Linked DNA regions of Homo sapiens: region 2 is linked to region 1. A link is an interaction called in ENCODE POLR2A ChIA-PET data of the cell type or tissue named here. Cell type or tissue: A673. All regions are shown on one strand. Each heading gives the region's core, and the rest is flanking DNA. Links, peaks and the distances in the headings are about the cores only.

Evidence for each region. Peaks named below come from ENCODE experiments on the same cell type or tissue, not always from the same donor. Only the 100,000 strongest peaks of a DNase experiment are listed, where the experiment ranks them.
Region 2: POLR2A ChIA-PET joins it to region 1 with 8 read pairs; 2 of 35 experiments call an interaction of 5 or more read pairs at or near these places.

The regions. Positions count from the first base shown.
Region 1 is chr21:36,613,528-36,629,633 of GRCh38, reverse strand. No RefSeq gene overlaps it. Among named protein-coding and RNA genes, the nearest start is that of SIM2, 78 kb to the left of the region's middle. In A673, for the core only: no CTCF peak of the experiment used is centred there; no DNase peak of the experiment used is centred there.
Region 2 is chr21:36,881,675-36,897,780 of GRCh38, reverse strand. HLCS (holocarboxylase synthetase) reads left to right here. Exons shown (of 11, transcript NM_001352514.2): 6 at 650-921. Among named protein-coding and RNA genes, the nearest start is that of HLCS-AS1, 77 kb to the left of the region's middle. In A673, for the core only: no CTCF peak of the experiment used is centred there; DNase peaks (open chromatin) are centred at 8,240 and 9,680; H3K27ac peaks cover 2,275 bases.

The sequences.
Region 1 (16,106 bases), core at 3,479-11,478:
TTATGTTAAAAATTTTTTTTTTGTTGGACCATCTACTGGGCTCCCTGGGTGACAAAACGAGGGGCACCCTTGATAACGAAACGACGTCAGTTCCAATGCAGAAGCTTCTTAATCATCTTCATCTAGACGCTTCTTGTAATGACCTCAGTGAAATCAAAGGACATAACCATCAACATGAACATGTTGAAAAAACTCTAGGACCCAAATAATACAGTCCAGGACCCAAATAATACATTCCAAATAATACAGCCTTCCTTGTAGGCAAGCATCATGAAGGGATGGAACATAAATCCACTTAGGATGGAAACCATCGCAGGGCATGGTTAGCAGATGGTGGGGAAGTCTGAGCTGCACAAAGCCTTCCTCAGGAGCGTAGCTTCAGAAGCTTGACGCACATCACGTGTGGATGCTTCAAAAGCTTGCATCACAGGCTGGTCCTAGTGGATGCTCACAGGGTCATTGTCTCTCTGCTGTTTTTTGGGGACAACCCTCATTTAGGGACAGAGTGCACAGCAATTAGCCTGTTCTTAAGCACTCGGGATGCCTGAATCTTTATTGCCTATATGCATTAACTAGCGAAAGTTGCAGTTTTTATTAAACTCAGCCCTGGCAGACGCCTGTTTAGTGTGAGTTAGAAAGCCAGGCTCAACTCAGAGGATAATGCAACCCACATGTTGAATGGCGTGCTTCACTGACTTACAGAAATATCTCAGGTAGCAAGTATTTTCTTACTGCCCTGTTAGAAAAACATGCGCCCAGCTCACACTGTTTGCTTTTTGCACCCTTTGCCGTTACAAAAATATAATGGATGTGCAGAGGTAGGAGAGTAGGTGACGCCCTGGCGTGGCTTTGGGGAGTCGTGTTTGCTGGCAGAGCAGAGCAGATGCTGCGGCAATGATAATATTCCGGAATGTATTTCAGGGTGTTTGTTGTGATAGCCAGTAAATCAGCGAAGGGACGAATTGACTCTATGGTCGACTTCCCCTCAAGCAGAGAAGAGGCAAGTGGCTTTTGCTTGTTACTTTTAGTTCACCTTGAAGTCCTGGCCCATGAAGTCCAATTTCAGATGGATGCCTGCAGGAGTGAGGAGGCTCTGTGGGGCCACCTGGCACCATTGCACTTCGTTCCCTGGAGTGTCTTCTAGGATGAAACCCTGGGCACAGGATGCTGGGTAGGGGGCTGGGGCGATGTGCACGCATTCATTAAAAGGTTATTTTTCTCCCTTACAAAACAATGGCTTACTGTTCACCAACGAGGCCAGGAGGCGAGGGACCCAGGCAATTAGCGGAGGCCCCCCTGGCTCATTCAGGTGTGGAGTGTGGGAACGCCAGGCCTCTCAGCTCACAGAGCAGAAGGAAAACCAGCCAGCTTTCCTGGCAGCCCCAGACGTAAATGAATGACAGACTGAACCCTTTCCTCAACCTGTTTTTATCCTTTCTCTTACCTGCCGTAGAAGCAGGATTGGATGGGATAGGGAAGAGAATGCTGAGAAGAAAAAGAGCCCCAGGGTTATTTGAAGATGTTCGTGATCTGGTGAAACGAATTTCACTGCACTTTTCTTTTGACAAGTCTAAAAGATTTATAATATTTTAAATATATTTTCAATCTGATCAGAAAAACAAACTGAAATGTTGGATTTAGTTTAGAGTAAACTACTAATAAAAATGGCAAACCACTTCATTCTGGAACGATAATAGAAATTATATGCAAATCTATGTGTCTTATCAAAATGCTCTGTGTGTGTGTGTGTGTGTGTATCTACACACACATTTTATATATGTACAGCCTTTTGCCACATAACAATGGTTTGGCCAACAATGGACCGCATATATGATGGTGATCCCATAATATTATAATACTGTATTTTTTCTGTACCTTTTCTAGGTTGAGATACACAGATGCTTACCATTGTGCTACAGTTGTCTGCAGTATTCAGTACAGTAGCATGCTGCACAGGTTTGTAGCCTAGGAGCAAAATGCTCTACCATGTAACCTAGGTGTGTAGTAGCCTACACCATCTAGGTTGGTGTAAGTCACTCCATGATGTTTGAACAATGATGAAATTTCCTAATGACAAGTTTCTCAGATCACATCCCCATTGTTAAGCCGTGGGTGGCTGCACATATTTCTGGGAGGAATCTTAGTTGGTGTATTAGTCAGCATTACCGCAGGAACAAACGGCCCCACATTCTCCACAGTTACAATGACGAACATGTATTTCTCATTATGTTGCAGGGTTTTACGTATATAACTCAGGACATGTCTCCATTATGCTGGTCATCTACATATTTAAACACATCATCTGGTTTGGCACTGGGTAGAAAGGCCACAGAGACACAGAGGTTGGGCTAGGGTCCTGTCCCATCTCCATGGCAGTATGGGGACACAGTCATAGGGCACAATCAAGGCAATGAGGGAGACAGGCCCTGCTGCCCCATGAGGCTCTGACACCCCTGTCCTCCACTCACCCCATTTCCTAGAGTAGAAACAGCTCTTGGGTGTCCCTGCCCAGTCTTGGCATCATGGACTCATGGGCTCCTTTAGGCCAATGTCCGCCTCCAGCAGCTGCAGAGCCTCAGAAGCATTCATGCCAGGTGCCGCATAGGAGCTGAAGGTTGTTTGGTCTGTGGAAGAGAAGACTGGGGAGGAAGATGACAGTCTTGAAATATTTGAAGGGACAGTCACAGGATACAGGAATTAGACTCATTCCTCCTCCCTCAACAGAGACTGAAGGGAAGTACATTTTGGTCCCACATAAAGGACAACTTTGTATCACCTGACCTGTCCCACGTGGTCAGGTGGGGGACTCTTAACTGTACTCATAACTGTTTCCAGCAGAAAATTTTCCACCTTGGTGGAAACACAATTGAGGCCCAAGCCTTGCCACTGAAACTCTCGGGTAAAACTGGAGAGTATTAGGGCACTGGCTGTGCAGTTACACAAAGATGGGGTTTGAATCCTGGGATCATGACTTCCTAGCTGTGAGCTGTACCTGTCCCCAGGGCCTGTGTGGTGACCTGGAGGGACGAAGAGGAGAGGACTCAGGCCCACAGGGAGCAGGTCAGTGGTCTTCAGGCCTCTTTTAACCAGAAGCTTGTGATCTGTGGAAACACCTGCCTAAGAAGCGGGCAAAAAGAGCCGACCCTTCTGGCCACAGTTTCTAAGTCTATTCCAGTATATCAGAAAACTCTTAAAGGGGGACTGGAGTATATTTTACAGTATTATTTTTGAGCCATTTGAATAGGATTTTACTTTTTGAAAGATTTGGGGAAATCCAAAGCCATATAAAGTTTATTTTAATTTAACATATGTTACAACTCAAAATAATCATCATGGAAAAAAATACCCTAATGATTTGAGATGACCTAATTCTTGTAGCCTTTTTCAGAAGAGTCCCATGGCCCCAACCACACGCCATGTACGACTGTTTAAGATGTGTTGAGAATGACAGATGTGCTGCCATTTTCACAGCAAAACGTAGGTTTTTGCTTTGTGAAAACATATTTTTATTGTTGAGAAGTGATTTGTGATATTTGTTGTTTTTATTAAAGAAATAAAGGCTGTCATAGACAAAAACATTATCCAGATCCCCATGATTCATCCACCAATGACTTTATGAATATCTGTTTCATTACATTTATTACATTTTCAGCTGCAACTAAAAAGAAATAAAAATGGAAAAAATAATCAAAATTAATGATGGCCTTACAAAGTAATGGGAACTTTCTAAAAATGAAAGCTGTGTCTATTTCTAAGCTGTGAAGAATTTATATGAAGGTTATGTTATTTTAAAACATTCCTTATAGCAACCTAAAACTTGAGTCTCATGTTGCCTGTGGTGCAGTAAGTCCATCTGACTTGCTGGTGTGGTGCTGCTGTGTTTCCCAAAGTGTGTTCCTGGGAACACCAACCCCACATGCTGCTCCTCAGATGGTTCTGTGGATTTTGTGATTAAAAAAAAAAAGTTGGGAAAAGCTGAAGCCCACTTTCCTGACCTGGAGATGATAAATCTCAATGACGTATTTTTTTGTTTGTTTTTTTGAGATGGAATTTTACTCTTGTCACCCAGGCTGGAGTGCAGTGGTGCGATCTCGGCTCACTGCAACCTCCACTTCCCATGTTCAAGCAATTCTCCTGCCTCAGCCTCTCGGGAAGCTGGGATGACAGGTGTACCACCTCGCCTGGCTAATTTTTGTATTTTTAGTAGAGATGGGGTTTCGCCATGTTGGCTAGGCTGGTCTCGAACTCCTGGCCTCAGATGATCCACCCGCCTTGGCCTCCCAAAGTGTTGGGGTTACAGGCATGAACCATTGCACCCAACCCCTCAATGGCATATTAAAGGCTCTGAGCTGTCTTATAACAAAGACCTCCCTGCCCATTCCGCAGTTGGTTAATGTATTAGTCCATTGTCCCATTGCTATAAAGAAATGGCTGAGACTGAGTAATTTATAAAGAAAAGAGGTTTAATTGGCTCACTGTTCTGCAGGCTGTACAGGAAGTATGGCTGTGGAAGCCTCAGGAAGCTTACAGTCATGATGGAAGACAAAAGGGAAGCGGGTATGTCTTACATGGTGGGAGCAGGAGCAAGAGAACCAATGGGAACATGCCACACACTTTCAAACAACCAGATCTCATTGGAACTCTATCACAAGACAGCACTGGGGGAGGATGGTGCGAAACCATTTATGAAGGATCCACCCCCATGATCCAATCACCTCCCACCAGGCCCCATCTCCAACACTGGGGATTACAATTCAACATGAGATTTGGGTGGGGACAGAGTCAAGCCATATCAGTTAATATCTCTTGGAAGAAATTTTGGGAGTAGGATTAAGAACATTGGATTGGTTGCCAGGAAATTTGGTGCTAGAGCTGGTTCTGCTGCTACCTGGTTTGTGGACCTTGGGCAAGCCACTTCCCCTTTCTGTGCCTCACTTTCTCCCGGCATATAACAGAGTTAGGGTTGTGCCATCTGTGGTAGTTAGAGTTGGTATTAACAATTCTTCACACCCTCTTCCCTGTTAAAGGATTATACATCTCTGTCCCTTGACTTTGAGCTTAGCCAGGGGACATGCTTTAGCCACTGAAATGTGAGCAAATAAGAGTTAAGCCAGGTGCTTGCACAAGCTCTATCTAAGAAGTACAGTGGGATCTCCTGCCAGCCCTCTTGCTCTTTTTCTCTGCCTTGAGACCCACATGACTGCTTCTTGAGTTTGGGTCCCAGAATGAGAAGATGCATGGAGCAGAGCAACAGCCGGGGCCCCAGTAATATAGTGAGAAAGGTGTGTTTGCTGTTGTGGCCACTGAAAATCTGGGGCTGTTTGTTGCTGCAGCAACACTGACTAATACACTGCAAGCTCAGTGTATTAGTCAGCTCTGATATTCTAGCATTCTTGAATGTGTCTCCCCCATCCCCAGGTTGTCTCTTCTAATTTTCACATCCTCATCTTCCTCCTGCCCACGAAGATGCTCGTGACACTTCTCCCTTCAAAATCTCCGAGTTGCCCCCTTCACCCCCTACACATGGAGATCCAACAATCTGTGGTGTGAGCAGAACAAGAACCTAAGCCGCTCACTCTAGGACTTGGGTGGGTTTGGGCATTTGTGAAACCTGTGGGTGCTTGAGCCAGATGTTTAGTAGTCTGGACGCCTAAGAGGCCACCTAGGAAAAAACCCATCCAAAGATAAGAGCCAGTAGATCTTCCATTCCAACTTAGTATAATAATACTGTCCTGGTATGGGGATTCTGGAATCTTGTAGGACAGAGACGGAAGGAGTCCAGGGAATATTGAGTTTGGATTGTGTATGATGGAGTCAAGGAACGACTTTGCCATTCATCTGACAGCTCAGAGGCTTGTGGCTCCAGAGATGGGATCTGGGTCCCTGGCATGGAAATTGTCAAGGTCCTGACTACCCCAACCCCAGCCCAGGTTTGCTGAATGTGGGTGAGGACCATTGTCAGCCGAGAGAGGGAACAGGGCCTTGGCATCTCATACAATCAGTACAGGGAAGGTAAAAAAAGTAAGTGGAGGATGCTGCAGGGTGGCTTAAAGGCCTGCGTCCTGCCCCCCATGAATAGAATTTAGTGGGGATGCTCCAAGGAGGCTTGGGGATCTGCAATGGCAAGCACAACAAAGCCAGGAATGTGGGTTGTGTTGTGACTGTGATGTGGGTGTTTACCTTTGGGGGATGTGGCCCAGCATAACACGCTTAGAGACACTAGGGCTTTTAAAAACTGCCCTGTAGCCTGGGCACAGTAGCTCGTGCCTGTAATCCCAGCACTTTGGGAAGCAGAGATGGGAGGATTGCTTAAGGCCAGGAATTCAAGACCAGACTGGGCAACATGGTGAGACCGCATCTCTATAAAAAAAAAAAAAAGCAAATTTGCTGGGCATGGTGGTGCACACCTGTAATTCCAGCTACTTGAGAGGCTGAGGCAGGAGTGTCACTTGAAGCCAGGAGTTCAAGGATGCAATGAGCTATAATCTCACCACTGCACTCCAGCCTGGGTGACAGAGAGAGACCCTGTCTCTAAAAATATTTTTAAAAAATGAAAAAATGTAAAAAAAAAATACATCCCTGCCCTATAAATCTGTCCTGAGGAAATACTTCAAGATGGGTAAAGATGCACAAGGATTCAGGAAATGCTCATGGCAGGGTTGTTTGTAATATCATGACGTCGTATCCCTGTCAGTGGGGAATTGTTAAGAGTCCATTCATCAATGAAGCTCTCACAGTTCCAAAAAAGCAAGCTCTGCACGGAGTGTATTACCTTGGAAAGACATCTTCATACACAATGGTGCCCATATTGTGGATTCTTCTTTCTTATTATATAAAACCATCTATAGTCCATCTACAGCCTTGGAAGTCCATTCTTGCAGAGCAGGGAGAGGAACTGAAGAAAAGGGAGATGAGCCTTTATACATTTATGCTTTTTGATATTTTATAATGAACCAGTACTTCTTTTTTTATTATTATACTTTAGTTCTAGGGTACATGTGCACAACGTGCAGGTTTGTTGCATATGTATACATGTGCCATGTTGGTGTGCTGCACCCATTAATTCGTCATTTACATTAGGTATATCTCCTAATGCTATCCCTCCCCCCTCCCCCCACCCCACAACAGGCCCCAGTGCGTGATGTCCCCCTTCCTGTGTCCAAGTGTTCTCATTGTTCAATTCCCACCTATGAATGAGAACATGTGATGTTTGGTTTTTTGTCCTTGAGATAGTTTGCTGAGAATGATGGTTTCCAGCTTCATCCATGTCCCTACAAGGACATGAACTCATCATTTTTTATGGCTGCATAGTATTCCACGGTGTATATGTGCCACATTTTCTTAAGCCAGTCTATCATTGTTGGACATTTGGGTTGGTTCCAAGTTCGTTCCAAGTCTTTGCTATTGTGAATAGTGCTGCAATAAACATACGTGTGCATGTGTCTTTACAGCAGCATGATTTATAGTCCTTTGGGTATATACCCAGTAATGGGATGGCTGGGTCAAATGGTATTTCTAGTTCTAGATCCCTGAGGAATCGCCACACTGTCTTCCACAATGGTTGAACCAGTTTACAGTCCCACCAACAGTGTAAAAGTGTTCCTATTTCTCCATATCCTCTCCAGCACCTGTTGTTTCCTGACTTTTTAATGATTGCCATTCTAACTGGTGTAAGATGGTATCTCATTGTGGTTTTGATTTGCATTTCTCTGATGGCCAGTGATGATGAGCATTTTTTCATGTGTCTGTTGGCTACATAAATGTCTTGAGAAGTGTCTGCTCATATCCTTTGCCCACTTTTTGATGGGGTTGTTTGTTTTTTTCTTGTAAATTTGTTTGAGTTCATTGTAGATTCTGGATATTAGCCCTTTGTCAGAAGAGTAGATTGAAAATTTTTCTCCCATTCTGTAGGTTGCCTGTTCACTCTGATGGTAGTTTCTTTTGCTGTGCAGAAGCTCTTTAGTTTAATTTGTCAATTTTGGCTTTTGTTGCCATTGCTTTTGGTGTTTTAGACATGAAGTCCTTGCCCATGCCTATGTCCTGAATGGTATTGCCTAGGTTTCCTTCTAGGGTTTTTATAGTTTTAGGTCTAACATTTAAGTCTTTAGTCCATCTTGAATTAATTTTTGTATAAGGTGTAAGGAAGGGATCCAGTTTTAGCTTTCTTCATATGGCTAGCCAGTTTTCCCAGCACCTTTTGTTAAATGTGGAATCCTTTCCCCATTTCTTGTTTTTGTCAGGTTTGTCAAAGATCAGATAGTTGTAGACATGCGGCATTATTTCTGAGGGCTCTGTTCTGTTCCATTGGTCTATATCTCTGTTTTGGTACCAGTACCATGCTGTTTTGGTTACTGTAGCCTTGTAGTATAGTTTGAAGTCAGGTAGCGTGATGCCTCCAGCTTTGTTCTTTTGGCTCAGGATTGACTTGGCAATGCGGGCTCTTTTTTGGTTCCATATGAACTTTAAAGTAGTTTTTTCCAATTCTGTGAAGAAAGCCATTGGTAGCTTGATGGGCATGGCATTGAATCTATAAATTACCTTGGGCAGTATGGCCATTTTCACGATATTGATTCTTCCTATCCATGAGCATGGAATGTTCTTCCATTTGTTTGTATCCTCTTTTATTTCAATGAGCATTGGTTTGTAGTTCTCCTTGAAGAGGTCCTTCACATCCCTTGTAAGTTGGATTCCTAGGTATTTTATTCTCTTTGAAGCAATTGTGAATGGGAGTTCACTCATGATTTGGCTCTCTGTTTGTCTGTTATAAGTGTATAAGAATGCTTGTGATTTTTGTACATTAATTTTATATCCTGAGACTTTGCTGAAGTTGCTTATCAGCTTAAGGAGACTTTGGGCTGAGACGATGGGGTTTTCCAGATATACAATCATGTCATCTGCAAACAGGGACAATTGACTTCCTCTTTTCCTAATTGAATACCCTTTTTTTCTTTCTCCTGCCTGATTGCCCTGGCCAGAACTTCCAACACTATGTGGAATAGGAGTGGGGAAAGAGGGCATCCCTGTCTTGTGCCAGTTTTCAAAGGGAATGCTTCCAGTTTTTGTCCATTCAGTATGATATTGGCTGTGGGTTTGTCATAAATAGCTCTTATTATTTTGAGATATGTCCCATCAATACCTAATTTATTGAGAGTTTTTAGCATGAAGGGCTGTTGAATTTTGTCAAAGGCCTTTTCTGCATCTACTGAGATAATCATGTGGTTTTTGTCATTGGTTCTGTTTATATGCTGGATTACATTTATTGATTTGTGTATGTTGAACCAGCCTTGCATTCCAGGGATGAAGCCCACTTGATCATGGTGGATAAGCCTTTTGATGTGCTGCTGGATTCGGTTTGCCAGTATTTTATTGAGGATTTTTGCATCGATGTTCATCGGGGATATTGGTCTAAAATTCTCTTTTTTTTGTTGTGCCTCTGCCAGGTTTTGGTATCAGGATGATGCTGGCCTCATAAAATGAGTTAGGGAGGATTCCCTCTTTTTCTATTTGATTGGAATACTTTCAGAAGGAATGGTACCAGCTCCTCTTTGTACCTCTGGTAGAATTCGGCTGTGAATCTTTCTGGTCCTGGACTTTTTTTGGTTGGTAAGCTATTAATTATTGCCTCAATTTCAGAGCCTGTTATTGGTCTAGTCAGAGATTCAACTTCTTCCTGGTTTAGTCTTGGGAGAGTGTATGTGTCGAGGAATTTATCCATTTCTTCTAGATTTTCTAGTTTATTTGCGTAGAGGTGTTTATAGTATTCTCTGATGGTAGTTTGTATTTCTGTGGGATTGGTGGTGATATCCCCTTTATCATTTTTTATTGCGTCTATTTGATTCTTCTCTCTTTTCTTCTTTATTAGTCTTGCTAGCGGTCTATCAATTTTGTTGATCTTTTCAAAAAACCAGCTCCTGGATTCATTGATTTTTTGAAGGGTTTTTTGTTTCTCTATCTCCTTCAGTTCTGCTCTGATCTTAATTATTTCTTCCCTTCTGCCAGCTTTTGAATGTGTTTGCTCTTGCTTCTCTAGTTCTTTTAATTGTGATGTTAGGGTGTCAATTTTAGATCTTTCCTACTTTCTCTTGAGGGCATTTAGTGCTATAAATTTCCCTCTACACACTGCTTTAAATGTGTCCCAGAGATTCTGGTATGTTGTGTCTTTGTTCTCATTGATTTCAAAGAACATCTTTATTTCTGCCTTCATTTCATTATGTACCCAGTAGTCATTCAGGAGCAGATTGTTCAGTTTCCATGTAGTTGAGCAGTTTTGAGTGAGTTTCTTGATCCTGAGTTCTAGTTTGATTGCACTGTAGTCTGAGAGACAGTGTGTTATAATTTCTGTTCTTTTACATTTGCTGAGGAGTGCTTTACTTCCAACTGTGTGGTCAATTTTGGAGTAAGTGCGGTGTGGTGCTGAGAAGAATGTATATTCTGTTGATTTGGGGTGGAGAGTTCTGTAGATGTCTATTAGGTCTGCTTGGCGCAGAGCTGAGTTCAATTCCTGGATATCCTTGTTAACTTTCTGTCTCGTTGATCTGTCTAATGTTGACAGTGGGGTGTTAAAGTCTCCCATTATTATTGTGTGGGAGTCTAAGTCTCTTTGTAGGTCTCTAAGGACTTGCTTTATGAATCTGGGTGCTCCCAGATTGGGAGCATATATATTTAAGATAGTTAGCTCTTCTTGTTGAATTGATCCCTTTACCATTATGTAATAACCTTCTTTGTCTCTTTTGATCTTTGTTGGTTTAAAGTCTGTTTTATCAGAGACTAAGATTGTAACCCTTTCCTTTTTTTTGTTTTCCATTTGCTTGGTAGGGCTTCCTCCATCCCTTTATTTTGAGCCTATGTGTGTCTCTGCATGTGAGATGGGTTTCCTGAATACAGCACACTGATCGGTCTTGACTCTTTATCCAATTTGTCAGTCTGTGTCTTTTAATTGGAGCATTTAGCCCATTTACATTTAAGGTTAATATTGTTATGTGTGAATTTGATCCTGTCATTATGATGTTAGCTGGTTATTTTGCTTGTTAGTTGATGCAGTTTCTTCCTAGCCTTGATGGTCTTTACAATTTGGCATGTTTTTGCAGTGGCTGGTACTGGTTGTTCCTTTCCATGTTTAGTGCTTCCTTCAGGAGCTCTTGTAGGGCAGGCCTGGTGGTGACAAAATCTCTCAGCATTTGCTTGTCTGTAAAGTATTTTATTTCTCCTTCACTTATAAAGCTTAGTTTGGCTGGATATGAAATTCTGGGTTGAAAATTCTTTTCTTTAAGAATGTTGAATATTTGCCCCCACTCTCTTCTGGCTTGTAGAGTTTCTACCGAGAGATCAGCTGTTAGTCTGATGGGCTTCCCTTTGTGGGTAACCCGACCTTTCTCTCTGGCTGCCCTTAACATTTTTTCCTTCATTTCAACTTTGGTGAATCTGACAATTATGTGTCTTGGAGTTGCTCTTCTCGAGGAATATCTTTGTGACGTCTGTATTTCCTGAATTTGAATGTTGGCCTGCCTTGATAGGTTGGGGAAGTTCTCCTGGATAATATCCTGCAGAGTGTTTTCCAACTTGGTTCCATTCTCCCCGTCACTTTCAGGTACACTGATCAGACGTAGATTTGGTCTTTTCACATAGTCCCATATTTCTTGGAGGCTTTGTTCATTTTACTCTTTTTTCTCTTAACTTCTCTTCTTGCTTCATTTCATTCATTTGATCTTCCGTCACTGATGCCCTGTCTTCCAGTTGATCAAATCGGCTACTGAAGCTTGTGCATTCGTCACGTAGTTCTCATGCCATGGTTTTCAGCTCCATCGGGTCCTTTAAGGACTTCTCTGCATTGGTTATTCTAGTTAGCCATTTGTCTAATCTTTTTTCAAGGTTTTTAACTTATTTGCATTGGGTTCAAACTTCCTCCTTTAGCTCAGAGAATTTTGATCATCTGTAGCCCTCTTCTCTCAACTTGTCAAAGTCATTCTCCCTCCAGCTTTGTTCCGTTGCTGGTGAGGAGCTGCGTTCCTTTGGAGGAGGAGAGAAGCTCCGGTTTTCAGAATTTTCAGTTTTTCTGCTCTGTTTTTTTCCCATCTTTGTGGTTTTATCTACCTTTGGTCTTTGATGATGGTGACTACAGATGGGGTTTGGTGTGGATGTCCTTTTTGTTTGTTAGTTTTCCTTCTAACAGTCAGGACCCTCAGCTGCAGGTCTGTTGGAATTTGCTGGAGGTCCACTCCAGACCCTGTTTGCCTGAGTATCAGCAGCAGAGGCTACAGAACAGCGAATATTGGTGAACAGCAAATGTTGCTGCCTAATCGTTCCTCTGGAAGTTTCGTCTCAGAGGGGTACTTGGCCATGTGAGTTGTCAGTCTGCCCCTACTGGGGGGTGCCTCCCAGTTAGGCTACTCGGGGGTCAGGGACCCACTTGAGGAGGCAGTCTGTCCATTCTCAGATCTCAAGCTGCATGCTGGGAGAACCACTACTCTCTTCCAAGCTGTCAGACAGGGACATTTAAGTCTTCAGAGGTTTCTACTGCCTTTTGTTCGGCTATGCCCTGCCCCCAGAGGTGGAGTCTACAGAGGCAGGCAGGCCTCCTGGAGCTGTGGTGGGCTACCCAGTTCGAGCTTCCGGGCCGCTTTGTTTACCTACTCAAGCTTCAGCAATGGCGGGCGCCCCCCCCACTCCAGCCTCGCTGCCGTGTTGCAGTTTGATCTCAGACTGCTGTGCTAGCAATGAGCAAGGGTCCGTGGGTGTAGGACCCTCTGAGCCAGGCGTGGGATATAATCTCCTGGTGTGCCGTTTGCTAAGACTGTCGGAAAAGCACAGTATTAGGGTAGGAGTGACCCGATTTTCCAGGTGCCATTTGTTCCCCCTTCCCTTGGCTAGGAAAATGAATTCCCTGACCCCTTGCACTTCCCGGGTGAGGCGATACCTCACCCTGCTTTGGCTCACACTTGGTACACTGCACCCACTGTCCTGCACCCACTGTCCGACAATCCCCAGTGAGATGAACCCGGTACCTCAGTTGGAAATGCAGAAATCACCTGTCTTCTGTGTCGCTCATGCTGGGAGCTGTAGACTGGAGCTGTTCCTATTCGGCCTTCTTGGACAGGAGGTGAACAGGTACTTCTTTAAGCAAGACAGCAATAAAGATATTTCCATTCTGAAAAAAAAAGTGTTTTTCCCCCAAGGAAACACCTAATGTTGCTTATGAATGATGTGTTGGCTTCCTGGCCTCTTGTTGCAACAAGGAGAGTTCCCTGCTTTATTTTTCCAATTAATATTGGGGTGAAAACCATGCAAAGCAAATTACTTTTGGATCCGTGGTAGCTTACTCATAACTTTTTCCAGCAGAAAAATTTCCACCTTGGCTCAAACACAATTGATCCCCAAGGCACACTACTGAAACTTTGGGGTAAAATTGCAGAGTACTCAAGGCACTGGCTGTGCAGTCCCACAAAGACAGGGTTTGCATCCTGTGATCATGACTTTTTAGCTGTGAGCTGGGCTTGTGTTCTGGGCCTCAGTTCCCTCAGATGAGAAAGAGATGACCACAGTGCTCTCCTCCCCACCACAGTCGAGGGAAATTCACAGGGTTCTGGGTATTAACCACTCAGCTGTGTGCTTACACAGAAACCAACCCAATAAACAGATCACTCTGCATCTTATTTATTTTTCTGTGCTTCTCCTTCTTGTTTTTTTTTTTCCTGTTCTTCTGCCTTATTTTTGTTCTACCACTCATGGTCAGCCCAGTCTTTCTCCATAAGTTCTTTATGTCCAGATGGAGAAAGGACTTCCTTTCTTCTCCTAATAAAAAGCAAGAGAACAAATTGGCCTGGTATTTGTTTATCTGTATCTGTGCTATCCAGCACTGTAGCCAAGGTATGCTTTGGCCACAGCGACAGCAAGCACCTAAGCCTGCTCACTCCAGGACTTAGATGGGGTTGGGCATTGGTGAAGCCTGTGGGTGCTTGAGCCAGGAGGTTAGTAGTCTGGAGAAGCAAGAGGCCCCCTAGCAAATAATCCAACCAAAGGTAAGAGCCAGTAGATCTTCCAGTCCACCTTAGCACAATAATACTGCCTGGCACAGGGGGTTTGGAATCTTCTGATTTCAGAGAGCACAGGCAGTAAACCTTCACATCCACCAGGCTGCGGAGTGCATGAGCTGTGGGGGTGTGGCTGGCGCCACCTAGATTTCAAAAGATGGAACCGCCTGCAGTCTCTGGCATGCAATGAACTCAGAGGGGCACCTGCAGGGCAAGCCCACTGCAGAGAGCCTTCACTAGGGCAATGCCTAGTGGGAGTCGTGAGAATGGGGCAGCCTTCTAGACTCCAGACTAGTGAAACCATCAACATGCAATTCCAGTCTGGGAGAGCCACAGGCATGAGACTCCAACCTGGGAGAACTACAGTGTGGGCTCGGTCCAGTGAAGCTTTGGGGGCAAAGCCACCCCAAAGCCTTGTGACCTCAAATCCCACCCCAGTGTGTCCAGAAGGTAGGACATGCAGTCAGCGGAGGTTAGTCTCAAGCATGAAGATTTAGCATTGTTTGGACTTACTTGAGTCCTATTGCCCCTTTCTCCCTTCCCATTTTTCCCTTTGGGAATGGGAATGTCTGTCTTCTGCCTGCCCCAATATTGTATCTGGGTGCACATAACTTGCTTGATTTCACAGGCTTATAGCTGGACAGCAATTTGCTTCAGGATGAATCCTACTTTGAGTCTCACCATATCTGATTTAGATGAAATTTAGATGAGACTTTGGACTTTAAATTTTTGGTTGATGCTAGAATAAGTGAAGACTTTTGGGGCTATTGAGATGGAACTAATGTATTTTGCATGTGAAAATGACATGAATTTAGGGGGGCTGGGGCAGAATGCTATGGTCTGTATGTTTGTGTCACCCTAAAATTTATAAGTTGAAACCTAGTCCTCAATGCAATAGTACTAACAGGTGGAGCCTTTAGGAGGTAATTAGGTCATAAAAGCAGAGTCCTTAAGAAGGGGATTAGGGACATCTTAGTCTGTTCTATGCTGCTGTAACAGAATAGTTGAGACTGGATAATTTACACAGAACAGAAATTTATTGGCTCATGGTTCTGGAGGCTGAGAAGTCCAAGACCAAGGCACTACCTCTGGTGAGGGCTTTCTCACTGCATCATCCCATAGATGAAGTAAGAGAGGGAACAAGAGAGGGATGAACTTGCTTTTATAACAAATCCAGTCTCTTGATAATGAACCCATTCCCTGGATAATAATGTGAAATCATTCATGAGCATGAGGGTAGAGTCCTTATAACCTAATCACCTCTTAAAGTTTTCATTTCTCATTACTGTTGCATTAAGGATTGTTTCCAACACATGAACTTGGGGAGACATTCAAACCACAGCAGCAAGCTTATAAAGGGGGATCTGAGGAAGATTGTTCACCTCTTCTGCCATGCGAGGACATACAGAAGTCACCATCTACAAGGAATGGGCCATCACAAGACACAGAATCTGCTTCCACCTTGATCTTTTTTATTTTTATTTTTTGAGACAAGGTCTCACTTTGTCACCCAGGCTGGAATGCAGTGGTACAAATACAGCTCACTGTGGTCTCAACTTCCCAGGCTCAAGCAATTCTTCCACCTCAGCCCACTGAGTACCTGGGACTACAGGTGCATGCCACTATGCCCAGTGAATTAAAAAACATTTTTTTTTTAGAGATGGGGTCTCACTGTGTTGCCCAGGCTGGTTTCAAACTCCTGGGCTCAAGTGTTCCTCCTGCCACAGCCTCCCAAAATGCTGGGATTACAGGCATGAGACACCACGCCCAGCCCATCTTGATCTTGAGTTTCTTAGCCTACAGAACTTGAGCAACAAATTTCCATTGTTTATAAATTGCATCATCTGTGGCATTTTGTTATAGCAGCACAAACAGACTAAGTCACCCGCACAGAGATATCCATGTGTTAAAGTCGCTTAGCACAATGCCCTGCCCCCAGAGCTCCAAACATGGGGAGTCCTTTTTAGAAAGAAGTCACCACCCTATGATTTCATTCCTTTTTCTGTTTTGTTTTATGAGGTACTATTACATATTTTGTTACACAAACAAAACACAACAGTAAATTAAGCCCCTCGACCT
Region 2 (16,106 bases), core at 5,275-13,274, 270 kb before region 1:
GGACAACGTCTCTTCTAGGTTTTGCCTTCCTTCTCCTCCTTGTACCTCCATTTGGGGCAAACAGAAAGCAGCTTTGGGGTACCCCACTTTCCCTTTGTGAAGATTATTGTCTTCTTTGTTGGTGATCAACTTGCCTTGTCTTTACAAGAGGAAGCGGAGATTCTCTAAGATGTGAGGCTGAGACCGAGTGTTCTTGTATTTGAGTGCTTTGTGTTCTGTGACTTCTTTCACCCAGGGTTTTCTGTTGTTGTTTTTGCAAATAGGATAATGAATTTCTTTGTGGGGCAAAAAGATAAAAGTTTTCCGTAAAATGAACGGAGGACTGGAGAACTACTTATGAACTCTGGACTGGAGGGGAATCTTGAAAATCATGAGAGAATGTAAGATGTAAGATAGGAAGTATAATCATGAACTGAACTGATTTTCTTGGATCCTGGTTTCTGAAGAGCTTATTTTATAGTATAAGTATACTAAGTATATGATTATCATATTGTCTAATCGTTTAGATGTATGGAATATGTTAATCTAGCTTTTCTTGGTCATGAATTAGGAAGTACTCATATTACCAAAATGGCATTATAAGGAAAAGCTACCATGATCTAATGTAATGCCAAATTACGACCATCTCATTTCTTTCTTTATGACACAGGAAATCAGGGATCCTCTTATGCAGTGGCTTGGGAAACATGTGGACTCCGAGGGAGAAATAAAATCCGGCCAGCTCTCTCTTAGATTTGTTTCATCCTACGTGTCTGAAGTAGAAATAACCCCATCTTGTATACCTGTGGTGACCAACATGGAGGCCTTCTCATCAGAACATTTCAACTTAGAGATCTATCGCCAAAATCTGCAGACCAAGCAGTTGGGGAAAGTAATTTTGTTTGCCGAAGTGACCCCCACAACGATGCGTCTCCTGGATGGGTAAGGTGTGAGCAGGTCTGCATCTGCTCAGAGGAGTCCTGTTCCATTGATCATCCTCTCTTACCAATAGACGGGGAGGGGATAGAGTTGTAGAGGAATACGTTTGACCAGACCTATTAGCAAGGTGGAAGTACTCTTGTCCTAGAAGAGTTAAATCGTGGGAAAGGAAATTGAAGTTCTTTGATCACAGGTTTGTTTTTTATGGGAATGGAAGGTGGTTGTGCTTTGTGTCTTGCTTCTTTGAATCAGGCCCTCAGAATGTTCTTTGATAAACGAATATTATGAAAAAAGATGTTTAACCGGTGGCATTATTGCTCAGGTTATCATTCTTCTTTTGTGCAGTTACAATCAGTGTTAGACATTTAATACAGGATGTTTTTCAGGGGCATTTGAATAGGAAGTTTGAATGACACCTAAGCTGTGTAAATTGAAAAAGGTCAGAGCTTTGTATTTTGAAAAGTGTTTTTGGTACATTGCTATCCAATACATTTATTCATTGATTGATTGATTGAGATAGGATCTTGCTCTGTCACCCAGGCTGGAGTCCAGTGGTACAATCACAGCTCACTGCAGCCTCGACCTTCTGAGCTCAAGGGTTGCTCCTGCCTCAGCCTCCCAAGTAGCTGGGACTATAGGCACACGCCACTATGCCCAGCTAAGTTTTGTATTTTTAGTAGAGACAGGGTTTCACCATGTTGCCCAGGCTGGCCTCGAACTCCTGGGTTCAAGTGATCCTTCTGAGTCAGCCTCCCAGAGTGCTGGGATTTTAGGCGTGAGCCACCCATTCCCAACCCCCATACCTTTTTTAAGCAGTTGATAACCCCATTTGGATATTAGAAATTTACTCTTACTGCAGGTTTTCCTTTTGATTCCTTCTGTTACATAGACTCTGATTAAAGATTAAAAAAATAGAAAACAAATGAAAGGAATTTTTTAAAACTCCCCAATAGTACTAATACTATTTTAGTTTAAAAAATTTGGTTATAGAGGGAGGGAATAACAAAAGTGCCTTCCCTCAGTGCGGTGTTAAAATTTAAGGCGTGAAATATTCCAAAAATAACTGGATTCATAGTTTCTAGGCATTTCACTCATGGGACCACATGATTAGACAGATGTATAATTCAATGTATGGGAATATTTTGGCCTTTTTCTTGATAATAGTTTCTGGAATTTAATGCTATATGGATATAAAATGATGAGCCAACTTTAGCATTTTCTTGACTGTCACACTTAGAGTCATCAGAATGACAGTGTTAGTATGTGTGTTGTATTAGAGGAGGCATTGGCAGAGTTGTTTGGGAGGATTATCAGAGCAATGGGGGCAGGCTGGGAGGGGAGCTGTGAGCCGTGTTCATTAGTAATTGTTGTGTACTGAGTTAATTTGTGATGTCATAGGTACTTTCATTTTTCAGCGCTTCTTAACTCTCCTGTTTCCACCTCACCCCTGACATCCATTGATTCCCAGTAGAAAAGGAAAAAGCCTGTTCTTTTAGATGGAACAGTCATCACTTGCTTGTTGCAAACTCTGTAATAATCCTTTGTTACTCAAGCGAAGACTTCATTATATCGAAGGGGTAACTCGCGATAGTTACATTTTCTGAATAAAAAAATGAGACAAGTTATTGAACAAAAGATTTGGGGAGGTGAAGTTCAGATAGAAAAATACGGGTACTTCCAGGCCATTTTTGTTGTTTCTGTGGAGAATACTGAAGAATATTTCGTGTCATTGCCACCTGGGAACCTTGGAAGTGTGGTCCTGGAGCTCGTGGCCAGGCAGCGTGTCACCAAGAGGGCAGCGCGTCACCAAGAGGGCAGCGCGTCACCAAGAGGGCAGCACACGCCCTGAGAGTGCGGACAGGCTGAGGCTCCCGCACATCCGCAGAGGGCTGGGCTTCACCACACGCTGTCCAGCCTGTGTTTTTGGGTGAAAAAAGAACCTGTATAAATATATTGCCTTAATATTCTTGGATATCAGGAAGTTCACTTTTGATATTAAACTTAAAAAAAAAAAAACCTCTGCCTTAGGAAACTTGGGTCTGTAAAAGTGTTTGACAGACATTGAAGCTGAGCTTGCCAACACTAGAGGTGGAACCTCCCATAGGGTTAAGAGTTTTTACTTTTACAAAGGGGAAAAATATTTTGGCCTTTCTGAGGGTGTTTAGGAATCTTTGTTTCTCTTCTTGTTTGGTTTGATTATTAATTATGAATCCCTTGCTTGGTGCAGAGCTGATACTGGATGAATGGTTGTTGGCGGCCTTAGCTTACCAGATGCCCTGCATCCGCTGTTCCCAGGGTTCCTTCCTAACACTACGAAGTGAGGTTACTCACAGAAACCTACTGAGTCAGTGAACCTGGGAAGAAATTCCTGGCGCGGGGAGGCAGTTGCCTTTTTAAGGAGAAGACATTTGAAGAGGTCATCTTGATGTCAGAGGGACCACGAGATAGATGGATGCACAAAATACATGGCCTGTTACATTCTAAGAATAAGACTAAAATATTTCTAAAACTATATTTGATCCTACATGAGTGTATCAGTTCGTTCTCGCATTGCTATAAAGAACTGAGACTGGGTAGTTTACAAAGAAAAGAGGTTTAATTGGCTCACAGTTCTGCAGGCTGTACAGGAAGCATGGCTGGGGAGGCCGCAGGAAACTTACAATCGTTGCAGAAGGTGAAGGGGAAGCAGGCACGTCCTACATGATGGGAGCAGGAGGAAGAGAGCAAAGGGGGTGGTGTCACACACTTTTAAACAACCAGATCTCATGAGAACTCACTATCATGAGAACAGCAAGGGGAATATCCACCTCTACGATCAAATCACCTCCCACCAGGCCCTCCTCCAACACTGATTACAATTTGACATGAGATTTGGGCAGGAACACAAATCCAAACCATGTTAACGAGCTATACTTATGGAAACATAGTCTATTTGTGATAGTAATAATAGGTTATGTGTACTGGCAGCTGTTCTCTTCCAGTTGCTGCTTTTGTGTGCTTTAAACAAATCCACGAATCTCATACATTATTTTTTAGTGCAGGGATCCCCGACCCCCGGGCTGTGGTCTGCAGCCTGTTAGGAACGGGGCGGCGCAGCAGTAGGTGAGTGGTGCAAGTGAGCATTACTGGCTGAGCCCCGCCCCCTGTCAGATCAGCGGCAGCATTAGATTCTCATAGGAGCTCAAACCCTATTGTGAACTGTGCATGTGAGGGATCTAGATTGCGTGCTCCTTATGAGAATCTGACTAATGCCTCGTGATCTGAGGTGGAGCAGTTTCATCCCGAAACCCCCTGTCCATGGACAAACTGTCTTCCACAAAACCGGACCCTGGTGCCAAAAAGGTTGGGGACTGTTGTTTTAGTGCTTTGGAGTTGTTACTGGAACAGTGTCAAACACTAGTATTATACCAGTGTGTAGAATTCTAGGTAACAGAATTTACTGTGTGTGGAATTGTTCCTGTTTCTGAATATTTATAAAAAATGTTGGATATGGCCAGGCGCGGTGGCTCACACCTGTAATCCCAGCATTTTGGGAGGCCGAGGTGGGTGGATCACTTGAGGTCAGGAGTTCGAGACCAGCCTGACCAATATAGTGAAACCCTGTCTCTACTAAAAATACAAAAATTAGCCAGGCAGTTGTGGTGCACTCCTGTAATCCCAGCTACTCAAGAGGCTGAGGCAGGAGAATTGCTTGAACTTTGGAGGCAGAGGTTGCAGTGAGCCAAGATCGCGCCATTGCACTCTAGCCTGGGTGACCGAACAAGACTCCCATCTCAAAAAAAAGTGGGATACTTTTTTTGTGGCTCATGCCTGTAATTGCAGCACTTTGGGAGGCTGAGGCAGGAGAATTGCTTAAGCCCTGGAGTTTGAGACCAGCCTGGGCAACATGATGAGACTATCACTTTGATGAAACTATTGGATAGAACAAGAAGAATTTTCAGAACTATGGACTGGGTTCTCTCAATGCTTATTTCTCTCTTCGTCTGTGTGTATCATTTCTTCAGCAATTGAGCAGCTCTTTCCTAATGGGCTGAAGTAGGAGTGAAATTTATGTTAGATATAGATCTTGATCATATGATTTACAAAATCTCTTTTTCTCCGTCTACCATTCCCCATCATGGAACCTGCACCAGCTGAAAATTGGGAGTTGTATTCCTAAGGAAGACGGGGAAGGACACAGTGGGGAACAGCCAGCAGTTTCTGCTGAGGTCCCAGATATCCACATGCATTTGTCTTCCCCTCCATAGAAAACTCTCACCTCTTCCTCAAGGAAGATGGCCCTGGTATGACATTCATTTCCTTCCACTTGATCAGATTCAGGATCTCTGGATGATGTGCCGTTTTCTCTTTTAGGGCCGGATGTACCTGTTGAGGTCTTGCAATCTGTTAGCTGAAACAGACGAGCTCTCTGCCCCCAGCACACCATGTGCCACACTGCTGTAGTAGAAATCACGACCATCAAGTCTCCCTGCACCCCCTGCACTGGCGGCCACTATGTTTCCTTGTCGCTGTCTGGCAACCCGCGTTCTGCCCTCCGGGAACTCTCTTGCCTGGGATCTTTTGGAGTCATGGCTTTGCCTTCTGAAAGGGTCTTCTCTGCACCACATCGGAGATGGATGCTGGAGAGGATGGGCTTCCAAAACCCGCTTGCTGGGAGGATTTGGGGTCTGGGTGTTGTTTTGAGGACTGAATAGTCACAGCTTTTTATAGGCCAGCCTTAAGGTTTCTGTAGAGATACAAGTCTCTCAGGACTTTAGTAGCCCTCTAGTCTGTTTGCTTCTGATTGGTTCCATGTGAGTAACCATCAAGATCTTGTCTAGACAGTTTTTCAGCCTAAAAACTCTGGTCTTTTAAAGGCCTCAGCGCTCTGCCATTCCTTTCCCTCCCAATTTAATAGCAACTCCCTTGGGCCAAATGAAACCGTGGGCTTGGGTGGAAGGCCAGGCCCTTAATCATATCTTTGGCACAAGGCTTCTGGGCTCTATGTGGTAAAGCATCTGTCTTATCTCCTGCTGGGGCTGCAGGGACAGCCCCATAGGCTCACTTAGATTGCTGGTTGCTGACACAGAGCTCCTTTCTAATCAAATCTGTATTCTTTCCCACTTTCTTGAGACTAGTTAGCTTTAGTTGGAGATCATTTCTCTTGATTGAACCTTGCTGAGAGTGTCAAGGACTGGCAAGCACTGACATTTTGAATTTTCAGAGCTGTTTCCTGTAAGGATACAGCTTCTAACAGACACCAGGTCTACCTCCCAACATATAGAAGGTCAGGACTCGATCAAAGGTTTTGCTGCGGCAGTCAGCAGTCGAGAACCTGTGAGACCTGTGTCTTTGCCAGTGATCCTCTGCCCATCTCCTCCATATCAGGCTGCATTTTTAGGCCTTGTTTCTGGGGCATACATAAAATCTGAGACCTAGCACCCCCGGTTCAGGTACCGGTTCCTAGGTCAATTAAGATTAGGTTTCACTGTGTGCAACAGATATCTGAAAATAGAAGTGGCTTGAACAGGATGGAAGTTTACTTTTCTCTCCTGCAAATGAGATAGGCTGAGATGGGAAGTCCAGCATTGGTGCGTTGGCTCACGTGTCAAGGACCCAGCTGAGTTGCTCGGCCACCTTCAGCACATGTCCAGGATGGTGATCCCAGTGTTTATGTTCTTACTTGAGCCAGTAAGTGGGAGGAAGGGGTAAAGAAGCTACATCCCCATTCTTCAAGGGACAGAAGTTGCACATGGCCTTTTTGTTTATGTATTATGAACAGGACCTAGTCACGTGACCTACAAACAAGGCTGGGAAATAAATGTGGTCTTTATAGTAGGCAACCATGGATCTAACTGGAAACCAGGCTTCTATCACTAAGGAGGAAAGGAGGGTAGACATTGGTAGACATTGGAAGACAATTAGAATTCTGCCTCAGGCATGTACTTTCAGTTTTTCAGACTACCAAGAAAAATACTTGGAGGCCCTGAAAGTAGTATACCTTCTGATAGTGCCAGGGTCTACCAGATTTAGGATCACAGGTGAAGATAATTATTTGACTTATAACACTGCTTTTGTTTCAGTGCTTACTCAAGGTAATTAGAGGAATTTTTTTTAGGTGTTTACACATCTAGGAGGATTTGGAGATTTCTGACAGATTTTTGAGGGTGTGGTATTTTTTGAGGGCTGGTATTTCAGTACCAGCTGAGCTACCATGGTACTGGTGTAGAGAGCTTTCTTTTGATCTCTCTGGGCATGTGAGTGGCTTGTCTTAGAGCATGAACCCCCCACCGCCTTCACCTTGTGTCTCCACCCCACAAATTTGGAAGTGTGTTTGTGATTGAATAGAGGGGAGAGCACTCTGGGGAGAGGAAGTAGCACAGGGCAATGTGGGTGCCGCTTGCTGATGACTGAGTCCCCTCCACCCCCAGAGTAAAAACTCAAAACCCCGTTAGTGATGCGCTTTCCCCAGGAATCTGACTTGGCTGTGCCACCCAACTCATTTGCTTAGAAAACGTGATTTCATCCTTTATCCTGGGCTCCAGTCATTTTCTCTGACATGTCTTCCCGACCATGAATTGCTTTTCCACACTATTGTCAGGGTAACACCTTCTGGATGCCATGTGTATTAGTCTGTTTCCACATTGCTATAAAGTACTGCCCAAGACTGGGTAATTTACAAAGGAAAGAGGTTTAACTGACTCACAGTTCAGCACGGCTGGGGAGGCCTCAGGAGACTTACAATCGTGGCGGAAGGTGAAGGGAAGCAAGGCACCTTCTTCACAAGGCGGCAGGCAGGAGAATGAACACAGGAGGAACTACCAAACACTTACAAAACCATCAGATCTCATGAGAACTCACCATCACAAGGACAGCATGGGAGAAACAACCCCCATGATCCGATTACCTCCACCCAGTCTCTCCCTTGGCACCTGGGGATTATGGGGATTACAGGGATTATAATTCAAGATGAGATTTGTGTGGGGGCACAGGGCATAACCATATCACCATGCTGTGTGTATTGCCAGTTTTGTTTCACGCCAGAGACCTTTATTTTTCTGTGCTATTTCCTAGTAGGTTTCCCTGTGAGCAGTTAGCTCAGCCAGTTAAGTAGAGTCCCAGGGACATGGGTCCAGTCTGTGTCTGTGTCTGTGTCTGGGACAGTGAACTTCTCCGTGTTCCAGGCTCACATCCCACAGCTACAGCTCAGGAATCCCTTTGCAAAATGTGAGCTATTGGTGGTGATGGGGTCTAGGGAAGTGGGTGTGGACCAGCCACTGCAAATCCATTGTCACTGCAGGAAAAGCCCCTCCCAGAGTTCAGTCTGCCTTGACGTAGTGGGTGTGTGGCACATTCCATTTAATCTCCTGATAAATGATAGTCAACCCTCTGGAGACAGCATGAGGCTAGACTGTGAAACATAGGAGCTTGGGGTAACTGAGTCATTGTGCTATTTTTGGAATCATCTTTTATTTGGCCAATAGCGTCTTTTTTGATTGACTTATACCAAGTCTCCATCAGAGAGTGAAATGACGTGAAACCGCAGTGTGTGGTGAGCAGATGGGCATAAACTTGCTTACGCCAATTTCCTTCGTATACTTGTGCATCCTGAATAAGTTGTCCAAGGTTGGACGTTTTGTATTTGTAAAGAATATTTTAGATTTTCTTATTAAATAAGCTGATTTCTCATTTGTCACCGTTTGAGTCCCTTGATGTTTCAGGCTTAGATTTGACTTCTTTGCCTCATGGGATAAGCAGTTCTGGAGCAACTCCTGTATGCCAGGCACTGTGTTAGGCACTGGAGAGGTGTCCTGGCGGCTCAGGCAGCGTCCATGCCTGACGGTGCGTTTGCAGAAGGAGATCCTAGTGCCTGTGCCAGTTTGTAAAGTTGTGTACACCGTTCTTGGTCTGATCATTGGGGCTTTGGGCAGAAAGGAGGTGGGCACAGTGATATAGGAGCGATGTGTGGTGTTTTGTTTTTGTTTTTGCAGTTACTGTGTGTTGGGCCTTGTTTCTGATGCTGTAGAGCTCGTAATCTAGTAGGGAAAATGCTGGAACCAAGACTTTGTCATTCACTAGCTCTGTGACCTTGACAGTCTCTCCTCCCTGAGCCTTACTGTCTTCAGCTGTGAGATCAGGGGCGTTGGAACACTAGATGCTCTCCAGGCATCTTCAGCTCACCTCCTTTGACCTGGTGATGCGCCCACGCCAGAGCCTCCACCAACCAGCCTTTTATCTCTCAGTGACTTCTGGCGCTTTTAGGTTGCTGAGCTAGTTTTGTGAATCAGCCTCATGTGAGTTGAGGAAATGTTGTGTGGGAGACAGTTGACTTTCTACAAATGAAGGAGAAGAAAAGGAAACACAATCCCATAAAATAAATAAATAAATATATATATATATATATATATATATATATATATATATATATATATATATATTTTTTTTTTTTTTAAATGGGAAGGGGGCAGGATCGCATTGGGGAGAATAGCTGCAGTCATTTAAGAAAGATAGTATTTCGATTTCAGAGTTTGGGACCAACTCCAGCTTTTCAGCTTTGTGCACACCTACCTAGTCAGTCCCAAACATCTTTTCCCCCTTTTCTTCCCTTCTGGGTCTGTGCTGCTAACTGACTCAACTCTGCACCCTCCTCCCCTGAAGTCGAGGCCCGAGAGGACAGAAATTGGGCTGGAACTAATTTAATGGCTGAGTGACCTCACAGTAGAGAAACAGCCGGATCCTAATAGGGGTCTTTGTCTACATTTCCACCCTGGCTGGTAGCATGCCAGTCAAGAGTCAAGCTGGAGACACAGGTGGAAGCGATTAGACCTGTCATAAAGTTTGAAAAATTGATTCTGGAGGCGAAGTGAATAGATTGAGCTTGACAGTGTTGTCCTAAAGATTCTAAGGGAAAATTCTGTAGTTTAATTTGAAATCCCTTGATTATTCATTAGCTTTCCAGATGGCTTTTGTTGATGTTTTACATATTAATGCCTGTATTGTGTTATTGGTGTACTCTTAATGTGCACATAGGTAATGAGCAAAGAATAAATACATTGGTAAGTGTCCCAAATTAATGGGATATTAGCGTAATTGTGAAATAAAGGGTTTTAAAGAAGTTGATTGCTTGGGATAATTAGCACGAATTTTTTTATGTGTCAGTTTGGTACTTTAAAAGTGAAAATTATTGGAGAATTTTAAGAAACCTTCATTTTAATGTTTACTTCTAAAATTTAAAATATAACTTTGGCCTTTGACTTTGGCAACGGTTGTGACTGAAGGGTTATTCTGGCAAATTCTCCATCAAATTTTTTTTGTTGTTCCAATTCAACACCTGAATAAGTTAACCTTTCACATGCCAAGCTCCTGAAGTTGAATTATTCTGTGGCCTGGTATTTTTCAGAGAAGCTTCTACATTAATTTTTAGTGTTCTTGGTTGTTTATTTTCATATTTTGTCACCGATTTTTCAAGTATGGTAGAGTTATTTTGATGTTTACCATTTTGTGATAGTGATAATGTGTTCTATTTAGGTGCATTTTCATTAGAACTGAGCCGTCCCAGTGTCCTCTCAGCGTTGATGTTGATGTCTTCATCATTCCGGGGTGCAGTAACAAAGTGGCATCCACTGAATGGCCTATAAACAACAGAAATTTGTTTCTCACCGTTCTGGAGGCTAGAAGTCTGAGATCAAGGTGCTACCCGGCTTGGTCAAATTATCTTCTAGATTGTAGACTGCTGACTTTTTTTTTTTTTTTTGAGACAGAATCTCACTCTGTGGCCCAGGCTGGAGTGCAGTGGCAGGATCTTGGCTCACTGCAACCTCTGTCTCCGGGGATCAAGCAATTATCCTGCCCCAGCCTCCTGCGCAGCTGGGATTACAGGCATGTGCCACCACACCCAGCTAATTTTTTTTGTATTTTTAGTAGAGACAGGGTTTCACCATGTTGGCCAGTCTGGTCTCGAACCCCTGACCTCAAATGATCCTCCTGCCTCGGCCTTTCAAAGTGCTGGGATTACAGGCATGAGCCACCAGACCCTGCTGACTGCTGACTTCTTGTATCCGCACATGGCAGAAAGAGGGTGAGAGAGCTCTCAACGGTCCTCAGATAGAAGGGCATTAATCCCATTAGTTAGGGCTCCACCCTCATGACTTAATCACCTGCAAAAGTGATTACCATCACATTGGGGGCTGGGATTTCAACACATGAATTTTGACAGAGGGTTGGGGAGGGAACACAAACATTCAATCCATTGCAGTTGAGTATCATTTTACTATTGGACAACTTGAAGCATCCCAAATTTGACTGCGCAGAACAGCAGGAGTGAATGTCACCTGGAGTGGAGCGAACATGGCCTCCTTCAGGGTAGGGCAAGCTGCCCAGCCATGGCAGGGATTCTGCTGAAGCTCTTTCAAACCCATAGCACCCATCTTTTTTTTTTTTTTTTTTTTTTTGAGATGGAGTCTCGCTCTGTTGCTCAGGCTGGAGTGCGGTGGTGCGATATCAGCTCGCTGCAAGCTCTGCCTTCCGGGTTCACGCCATTCTTCTGCCTCAGCCTCCCAAGTAGCTGAGACTACAGACACCTGCTACCACGCCCGGCTAATTTTTTTTGTATTTTTAGTAGAGACGGGGTTTCACCGTGTTCACCAGGATGGTCTCGATTTCCTGACCTCGTGATCCGCCCGTCTCGGCCTCCCAAAGTGCTGGGATTACAGGCCTGAGCCACGGTGCCTGGCCAACAGCACCTATCTTTTGAATGTTCTCAATGGTGGCAGTCTTCATCTTTTGAGGGTGTATGAGACTTTTAGGAAAAAAAAAAAAGTAGATAACATGGTAGAAAAGCTGGGGTAGAAAGTATTTGCAGAAATTGCATATCAGCCCGTGGTTCATTCATTTTACATTACTTAGATCTTGGGATGGGGTCCTGCTGGCCCTGGTTTGGAATCCCAATTTATTAGACGAGTAAACTTGGGAAAATCAGTAACCTTTTATGCCTCTATTTCCTTATCTGTGTCATGTAGCTGGTAATAGTCTACTTAAAAATAAAAAGTTTAATTACTTAACTACTTTCTCTGGCACACCAGCTGTGTGCAAGATCCTGTGTGAGGCTCTGGGACCCATGGGGAATAGAGAAGATGTGGGGCCCTCCTTCAGGGTGCCTCACTGGATAGGGTGAGGATGCGCCGAGATAATATGTCAGCAGACTCTTAGTACATAGATAATATTTATGGAACTCTCATTATTATTTAAACTTTGTGTGCAATTCTTTTTAGCCTTTATAACGCATCCTTCAGCAGCAGTGCTGTGGACGTCCATGAAACAGATTGGTGTGGTCTGTGTTCAGGACTGTGATATGTGTATCTTTTTTTTTTTTTTTTTGAGACAGGATCTTGCTCTGTCACCCAGGCTGGAGTACAGTGGTCTGATCATGGCTCACTGCAGTCTCAACTTCCTGGGCCCAAGTGATCCTCCCACCTCAGCGTCCCGAGTAGCTGGGACCACAGGCGTGAGCCACCATGCCTGGATAATTTTTAAATTTTTTGTAGAGACAGGGGTCCCACTATGTTACCCAGGTTGGCCTTGAACTGTTGAATTTAAGCGATCCTCCCACCTTGGCCTCCCAAAGTGCTGGGATTATAGGCATGAGCCACCGTGCCTGGTGTGGTAGGTGTTTTCTTGGAATGGAGTTTTTGTTTGAAGATTTCGACAGTTTTTTTCTCATACTAGAACCAATTGTTTGTTGCTGGTTACTGTTGTGCCAAAAATATTTTAGTCCAACTTTTTTTGAAAGATGAGAAAACATAGTCAGTTGTCCATGTTTGTGTTTCTCTTATATGTGAAGCAAGTCTCTTTTTCATTGAACCTTCTCTTTTTTTGAAATCTTAACCCTTTAGTTATCATTTTCACAGGTAATTCACAGTCATTTCAAAAGAGCCAAATCTGCAGTGGTTTGAACATTTTCGCAGTCCCTTGGATATGCCTTGTGCATCACCCACACCTTCCTGAGACCCCTGAACCTTCCATGACAGTCAGAAACACGTGCACCTGACATTACTACATTCTCTTTAAGCTCTAAAAAAAACCCCAGATGTTTATTACTCTGCAGAATTGCTTGATTGTAACTACATTTAATATTCATTTTGTCAAATGCCTCTGTTTTATTTAAACAAGCAATAAAAGACCACAAAAGGTAATAAGGCAAGGTTTAGGGTTAGAAAAGATAATCAATAAAGAGGGTGACAGGGACTTCTCTATGCTCTTTTCCCCCCAGTTCAGGTTTACCTTAGAGAAAAATCCAAATGTGTTGATTTTAGTTTAGTAGTGAGCTGAATCTGCTGAGGGTTGGAACTGCTTCCACTCTAGTCTTTAGATTGTAAAGGAGTTATTCTTTAGCAGAAGGGCCAAAGACATGACCTTGGAATAACCAGCCTGAGTTTATTAGAAGTCTGGTTTCCCACTGGGCAAGGCTGCATGGGATGCTGAAAGCAGGGCAGGCTCTGGAGCTTCATTGGCTACTGGCCTGGGGCAAATTCCATGACATCTCATCTTAAAATGGACAAGCTGCAATAATGCCCACTCATGGTAATGCCATTTGTAGGAGATTGGTAAGGGTGGTGGGAAAAATTGCAGAAGATGCAAACCTTCTTGGAAGGCTGGAAGGTTTTACAAAAGCTTCGGAAAAGGATTTGGCTGAAGGCAGCCAGATTCTTTTATCTGGTGCCTGAAAGCTTACGTTAGATAACAAGGGGATATAAATAAACTGATCTAGGTAAGTTAGTTTACTTAGGCCTTGGAACCTCGCCCTTAAGCATCCACGCACAGAACTACTCTCTCCGGGTCTGGGTGACCATGTGAATTGCCCACAAATGTGTTGACTCAAGGCCTTTGTCATTAAATCTATACTGAATAAATGCCCACAGTGCCGGCTTTTCGGGGCTGTGGCTGCTGACTCATTACAGCACCCTCCTTGGTGTCTGTGGGTGGCCGGGTCCCCTAGCCTGCTCTTTCACTGGATTCTTGTGTCTGAGTGCATTTGTTCATCCGTTGTTCAGCCATGGTCTGCGGGTCGGACCTGGCAGCCATTCATGTGGGGAAGGTCAGAGCAGGTGGTGCTGTGGAAAGCCCATTGCATAGTCTCTGACACGGAGTGGGGTGGCCACCAAGAGTTGGTTTAATCTCCTCTTCAGCTACCAAGGAAGACAGGTGCTTTCCCCACACAGCGCTGCTGATAGCCACCGACAGTGGAAACTGCAAATAAAACCTGAGCATATGTTTCAAGATTCTGATGCAGTAAGAAATCTATGATAAGAAAGCAGCATTGCCCAAACTTGGATTATGATTTAACAGTAGTTTCTAAGTAGAAACTTTTTTAGATATTCTTAGACGTTAGTGTTCATGATTGAGGTCTGACCAGTCACCTGGACACATGGGGTGTGCAGATAGAGGTTGAGTTCCGGCTTAAAAATATGTTTTAGTCAAAATCTGTCAATGTTTAAAATAAATGTGCCAGTTATCCCAGCAGGTATTTTTCCTCCTACTTGTTAGGCATCCCTCTCTTCCATTTCTTTTTCTCCCCTGACTTAGCTTTGTGGCTTATTTAGAGGGAACTTTTGTTTTTCTTTCAAATAAAACAGTTACCTGCTTTGGAGGTGAGAGTTGATTTGCTTTCACCTGCCCCTTTAAAATCTTTTACACACCTACCATTTGGCAAAACACCTTCTGAGCTCTGAAATACCTTTGTTGTTTCTGCTTTTTGTTTTGGAGAGAAGCATGTTCTGTTTCTGCATGAGGGGTATTCCGTCACTGTGAGATCCCAAACGCCACATTTTTTCTGCATTGCACAAGGAGTCATTCATCATTTTCATTTTTTGTTTGGCTCTCCCATAAGAGTATTCAAATTAGTGAGAAGGAAACGATGAAGTCATTGCCTGGCGGAGAAGGATTTTCCCTGGTTGTGGAAGGGCAAGGAGATGAGAAGGAGGAATGATGGGGAAGTCTGTACCTGCCTCTTTCTTTGCCCTTTGGTTCCAGAGGTCACCTTGATGCTAATAGAGTTTTCAGTTTAAAATTGGGTAATATGTGCATACAGAATTTACCTAAAAATGAAATACAAAAACCTCAGACTGGGCCGGGCACGGTGGCTCACACCTGTAATCCCAACACTTTGGGAGGCCGAGGTGGGTGGATCACGAGGTCAGGAGATCGAGGCCATCCTGGTTAACATGGAGAAACCCCATCTCTACTAAAAAAAAAAAAAAAAAAAAAAGAAAGAAAGAAAATTAGCCAGGCGTGGTGACACGCACCTATAGTCCCAGCTACTCAGGAGGCTAAGGCAGGAGAATTGCTTGAACCCAGGAGGTGGAGGTTGCAGTGAGCTGAGATTGCGGCACTGCACTCCAGCCTGGGCGACAGAGTGAGACTCTATTTCAAAAACAAAACAAAACAAAACAAAAAAACCCCAAAATCTCAGACTGTAACTTTCTTGCCTGCCATTTTGACACAGCAGCTTGTGCGATGTTGGTGAATCACTCAGCCTCTCCGGGTCTGTTTCTCATCTGTGAGATTAGAGGGTTATACTAGATCTGTGGCTTAATTTTTTTTTTCCAAGACGAAGTCTCGCTCTGTCACCCAGGCTGGAGTGCAGTGGCACAATCCTGGCTCACTGCAAGCTCCGCCTTCCGGGTTCATGCCATTCTCCTGCCTCAGCCTCCCGAGTAGCTAGGACTACAGGCACCTGCCACCACGCCCGGCTAATTTTTTGTATTTTTAGTAGAGACGGGGTTTCACCGTGTTAGCCAGGATGATCTCGATGATCTGACCTTGGGATCCGCCCGCTTCGGCCTCCCAAAATGCTGGGATTACAGGCGTGAGCCACCATGCCCGGCCGACGTGGAGTCTCACTCTTGCTCAAGCTGGAGTGCAGTGGCACAATCTTGGTTCACTGCAACCTCTGCTTCCCAGATTCAAGTGATCCTCCTGCCTCAGCCTCCCTAGTAGCTGGGATTAAGGCACGTGCCACCATGCCTGTAAAGCCCCCTTTCAAGTAAAATGGTGCAGAGCCCCCCTGTCCACATGGGTCCTGGGAGCCTTCTCAGAGGCCAGGTTCCTCAGGGTATGGACATCAAGACCACCAAAGCTGGAAGTGTCCTTCCAACACGGACACTGAGGCCCAGCTGGCCTGAGGACAGTTCTTTTCTTTTCATGTCTGGCTG